Regions from separate parts of the Homo sapiens genome. Here region 2 is linked to region 1. Evidence: read pairs that join two places in POLR2A ChIA-PET (ENCODE). Cell type or tissue: PC-9. All regions are shown on one strand. Links, peaks and the distances in the headings refer to the core of each region. The heading gives the core; the rest is flanking DNA.

What was found. Peaks named below come from ENCODE experiments on the same cell type or tissue, not always from the same donor. Only the 100,000 strongest peaks of a DNase experiment are listed, where the experiment ranks them.
Region 2: POLR2A ChIA-PET joins it to region 1 with 8 read pairs; 4 of 35 experiments call an interaction of 5 or more read pairs at or near these places.

The regions. Positions count from the first base shown.
Region 1 is chr16:48,408,921-48,411,828 of GRCh38, forward strand. No RefSeq gene overlaps it. Among named protein-coding and RNA genes, the nearest start is that of SIAH1, 25 kb to the left of the region's middle. In PC-9, for the core only: no CTCF peak of the experiment used is centred there; DNase peaks (open chromatin) are centred at 1,261 and 1,551; H3K4me3 peaks cover 686 bases; H3K27ac peaks cover 2,493 bases.
Region 2 is chr16:48,612,267-48,615,174 of GRCh38, forward strand. No RefSeq gene overlaps it. Among named protein-coding and RNA genes, the nearest start is that of N4BP1, 3.5 kb to the left of the region's middle. In PC-9, for the core only: no CTCF peak of the experiment used is centred there; a DNase peak (open chromatin) is centred at 1,545; H3K27ac peaks cover 1,033 bases.

The sequences.
Region 1 (2,908 bases), core at 117-2,616:
GTAGAGGAAGAAAGAGAACAGGGTGAGGGGAGGCTGGGTGCCTGTGAAATGACTCCACTTCACTCCTCCTTGGGAAGCCTGCTCTCCTTTCCCTGGTCGCGGAGAGGCAGCTGCAAGATGCGAGTATTTACTGGAGAGATGAACAGAAATGCTTTACCTGTCCTATAAAGCTATTTCAGGACATGGATTCAGCAAAGATACAGCTTCCATCTTTTCATTTTAGTGAATTTCAAAGTCATATTTCCTTCTACTTTACTGGACATATTGGAGTGACACAAATCTGAGATTCATAGAATTTTAAAATGTTAGAGCTGGAGAAACTTCTATGTTTATAGGATATCTCTACAAACCCTTATTTATTTTTTATTTTATTTTTTTGAGACAGAGTCTTACTCTGTCACCCAGGCTGGAGTGCAGTGGTGTGATCTTGGCTCACTGCAACCTCCACCTCCCGGGTTCAAGTGATTCTCCTGCCTCAGCCTCCTGAGTAGCTGAGACTTCAGGTGTGTGCCACCATGTCTGGCTAATTTTTGTATTTTTAGTAGAGATAGAGTTTCACCATGTTGGCCAGGCTGGTCTCAAACTCCTGACCTCAGGGATCTGCCCACCTTGGTCTCCCAAAGTGCTGAGATTATAGGCGTGAGCCACCAAGCCCAGCCTACAAACCTTATTTAACATCTGACTTTCAACATTTGAATTTGAAGTCCTTTAAAATTGGGTAATGTTTCTTATAATCCTAGGAGGGAAAAGTAAGAGCTTTCTTTTCTCTTTGTTTTCTTCCTCCTTTTAATAAAAACAAATAGACAAAACTGTTTGTTAGATGGAACTTAAGAGAACTTTGTCAAGAGAGAACTTCAAGACGACCTGGAATATCTTTTTTTTTTTTTTTTTTTAGACAGAATTTCCTTCTGTTGCCCAGGCTGGAGTACAGTGGCTTGATCTTAGCTCACTGCAATCTTCTCCTCCCGGGCTCAAGCGATCCTCCCACCTCAGCCTCCCAAGTAGCTGGGACTACAGACACGCTTCTGAGCTCAAGCCATCCAACCGCCTCGGCCTCCCTAAATGCTGGGATTATAGGCATGGGCCAACCATGCCTGGCCAGCCTGGAATATTCTACGTTGACCTCACACACCACCCTTCCCAAAGTGGACTCAAATGCTAGAATCTGCCCTTACTGCAAAGAGAGAGAGGGCTTATCAGTCACTTTCATGAGTCACCCAGGCTGCTGCACATACTAACTATCCAATATGCAGCAACAAATCAGAAGCAGGCCAAGGTTCATGGCATACACACTTGAGCAATCCTCAGAGAGAGGCTGCCAGAAGCCACATGCATTCTACCCCCTCAGCGTTCCTCTCATCCGCCCTTCCTCATCAGCGAGGTGGCTTCCTTGGGGTCTTTCAGAGCTCAAGCGTGGGTGACATCCAGGAAGTGGGCTCTGCCCTTGAGCTCCCAGTGCAGGCCAGGAGCCTCCCTTCTCTAGTCCTGCCCCTTCCTTGGCACTCACACAAGGATTTTGTGACCTCCCTCTGCACCTCCTGAACACTAATTACAGGTGTGTGTCTACACACATGACTACCTCAGAAGCTACAGGACAGCCTCTGTGCACAGAATTCCTTAGGTAAGGGCGAGGGCACAATTGCACAAGCCTTGCCTCGGCCAAGTTTTCCACTAAAAACAAATTGTTACTTGGCAGCCAAAGCAATTAGGCCCAGTTCAGGAAATTATCTACCCCCGAATAGAGCACCAAAACAGTCTGGGACCACCAGCCTTCCCCACCGTCTTCACATGTGGTTCAATAGAACTGAGCAATGCATGTATTTGTTCACAACAATTTATGCAAGAGTTGGATTCAGGAATAAGCAGCTCAAAAATGTATTTATGGCTAACAAAATTAGATGGTTAGAGAAAGATGGGTGGTAGATGTGATGTTCTCAGAGTTAGTTAATTAGCATTACTAGTTTTCGAGCCCTACACTCTTCTTTTTTTTTTTTTTTTTTTTTGAGACAGAAGTCTCCCTCTGCCACCCATGCTGGAGTGCAGTGGCACGATCTTGGCTCACTGCAACCTCTGCCTCCTGGGTTGAACCGATTCTTATGCCTCAGCTTACCAAGTAGCTGGGACTACAGGCATGCACCACTACACCTGGCTAATTTTTGTATTTTTAGTAGAGATGGGGTTTCACCATGTTAGCCAGGCTGGTCTTGAAATCCTGACTTCAAGTGACCCACCAGCCTCAGCCTCCCAAAGTGCTGGATTATAGGCATGCGCCACCACACCCGGCCTTCTTATTATTATTTATAAGAAACCCCACCTTTACTAAGAGTACAAAAATTAGCTGGGCATGGTAGTGCACACCTGTAATCCCAGCTACAGGGAGGTTGAACTCGGGAGGCAGAGGCTGCAGTGAGCCAAGATTGCACCACTGTACTCCAGCCTGGGCAACAGAGTGAGACTCTGTGTAAAAACAACAACAACAAAAATTCTGAGAGGTGAGGGGACAAAAAGGGAGATGAAAATCAGATCCCAGAAGTACAAGCACATGCAGATGTGGAAGCGTGACAGTGCCGATACGAATCCCTGTGGAGAGTGCCCGTGGATGCATATGGGGAATAATAAGAGGTGAGTTCAGGGACAGTCCTGCAGACCATGCTACAGAGCTCCTGTTTTATCTTATGGGTGGGGAGCCATTCAAGAGTGTAAGCAGACAAGCAGGTTTGTGTCTGGGCAAGAGCATTCTGGATGCTAAATCCACAAGGGGTTGGAGAGGGGCACCATCAGCGTCAGGGAGACCAGACAGCCTGTAGCAGTGACCAGGTGAGGGATGATCTGGGCTTTGGTTGTAGCTTGGGTGTAGACAGAAGAAGGTAACCTAGAGGTACATTGTGGGGATAAAATCCATAGGACT
Region 2 (2,908 bases), core at 109-2,608, 200 kb after region 1:
TGTGCTAATAAGTCACTGGGTTGGTGTATAATTGAAGATACATAGTTTTGGGAGGTTTTTCCTCCAGTTTTAATTTAAGACTTGCCAGGCTGGGTGTGGTGGCTCACACCCGTAATCCCAGCACTTTGGGAGGCCAAGGAGGGCGGATCACTTGAGCCCAGGAGTTGGAGACCAGCCTGGCCAACGTAGTGAAACCCCGTCTCTATTCAAAATATAAAAAATTAGCTGGGTGTGGTGGCACATGCCTGTAATCCTAGCTACTCGGGAGGCTGAGGCAGGAGAATTGCTTGGACCCCGGAGGCGGAGGTTGCAGTGAGCCAAGATCGCGCCACTGCACTCCAGCCTGGGTAACAAGAGCAAGATTCCATCTCAGAAAAAAAAAAAAAAAAAAGACTTGCCAGTTCATATTTGATCAGCATTTCCCTTTAGGGAACTCTCAAGGTTTCCTGAGTGTAAGGAACAAGGAGAAAGAGAGAGAGAAAAAAAAAATCCCCTTTCAAGAACTTCCTTGCTTCATGCTGTTTCTCACTCAACCACAACTTCCCTCGGTTAACCAGCCTTGCCTATCTGGCTGGCCTGACCAGCCAGGACAGTCGATGCCAGAGATGAAACCTTATGAATTCTGTATTCTAGATACTTTAGCTGTGTTTTTCCTTAATCTCATAACAACCTCAAGAGCCCATAAAATGGTATTGAGAGAATCACTTATTTTTGCTTCTCATATTTTCAAGGACAGGAGGAGATTCCTATTCCATTCCCCAGCGGGGCCAAGTGTGGAGGAACATGTCTATCTAGCTTTCATTCTCCTTTTCCCCAGAGCAGGAGGAGGATTTCTCTGACTGATAACTTTCTGAGAAGGTGGGGTGCTGGGTTGGACCGCCCTGTACCCTGGTAATGGGCTGTCTGCAGTTGCTGTGTTAGTGACTGGGGGTAAAGTATTTTCACTTCAACCACATCCTCCAGTCTAGCTCTTGTCAGCAATGATGATGACATTTTGATCTCTACCTGCTTTTCTTCCTTAGTTCTGAACTCAGAAGGGGCAGAAAGAGTGTTTATTGGTCTCCTAAAACTCCAACAGTGGTTGCTATTGTTTTTCTTCCTGTTTCAAAGATGAGGAAACCAGCCGGGGGTGGTGGCAGGTGCCTGTAGTCTCAGCTACTTGGAAGCCTGGGGTGGGAGGATTGTTTAAGCCCAGGAGTTCAAGGTGTGCCTGGGCAACATAGCGATATCCTGTCTCTTACCTGCCCCCCCACAAAAAATGTAAATTAAGGGGGAAAAAAGAGGAAACAGAAGAATAGAGAAATTCTGGAATGTTCCACAGAGCTAGTCAGTGAAGTGGTAGAAATAGCCATTTGAATCCAGGCAGTCTGACTGTAAGCAGGCAGCTTGGCTTCAAACTGCATTTTAAAACCTTGTTTTCTTTCCTTCTTTCTCCCCAGTCTCAAGATACAACTTTGAGACAAGCTGCATATGTGTTTCCTGTCATCTTGACATACAGCCTTGGAATGGACTGTGAACCTCCACTCCCTATCCTTCCCCATTCCATTCTCCCATGCCATATGCTCATTTATTTACCCAAACACTCGTCAAGCACATACCATGCTCACTTATCTGGTCATGTATTTCCTTAGAAGCCTCAGGGGCTGGATTTTTTTTTTTTTTTTTTTTTTTGCGATGGAGTCTTGCTCTGTCTCCCAGGCTGGAGTGCAGTGGTGCCATCTCAGCTCACTGCAACCTCTGCCTCCCGGGTTCAAGCAATTCTCCTATCTCAGCCTCCCGAGCAGCTGAGATTACAGGCATGCACCACCACATCCAGCTAATTTTTTTTTTTTTTGAGACGGAGTCTCGCTCTGTCGCCCAGGCTGGAGTGCAGTGGCGGGATCTCGGCTCACTGCAAGCTCTGCCTCCCGGGTTCACGCCATTCTCCTGCCTCAGCCTCCCAAGTAGCTGGGACTACAGGCGCCCGCCACTACGCCTGGCTAATTTTTGTATATTTAGTATAGACAGGGTTTTGCCATGTTGGCCGGGCTGGTCTCAAACTCCTGACCTTGGGCGATCTGCCCACTTCGGCCTCTCAAAGTGCTGGGATTACAGGCCTGAGCCATTGCGCCCATCCAGGGGCTGGATCTTGACATGGACCGTATGCCTCCAGAATTCTCTCCCCGGTCAAGGCTGAAATTTACTCCTGGCTACACTCACTCACGTTTACTCATGCTCACGCACTAGAAATTAACTGCAAGATTGGCTGAAGTTCATTTGTAACCTGGTCAGGCCCAGGATGGCACTGGCCCCTTCACCAAAGGGAACAATAATTCAAGATAAGCTGTTGGAGTGGATTGCACCACTGACCCCTCCTAGCCCCCTTCCTCTCCATTCCAAACCCCTCTCTCTTTAAAAACCCCTGCATTCCCCCCACAAATTGAAGGGTGGAAATTTTTGGAAAGAATCTCACCCACTCCTTCCCTTATTAGCATGGATAATAAAATCTCCTTATCACACTTTGCTCTTGTTATTCTGTCATTTTTGTACCAGTGGCGAGCAGACGGACCCTTTGCTGGTTACATGACTCTGCTGACTGGCCTTATGTGCTATGCCATAATGACAGCAGCAGCAAGCTTGGATATGCAGCCAGCCCCTTCTTCTGCCCTTGTGCAAAGGTAAGCAAGAGGAGAGCACATGGTCTCATGACCAACCCCTTAGTCTTGGACCTTCCTTGCCGTAGGATGCTGTCAAAACCAGACAGATGTGCACGTGGAATGTTGCTCGGCACACCCAACCAATCAGATCAGCAGACAAAGATGCTCTCTGGCCAGCAGTGTCCTGGGTTCCGTGTTTTTGGTACAATCACATGTAGGGCCTTCGAGTAAGAAACGGTTATATCATCATTCTTCAACTACACACACAAGGT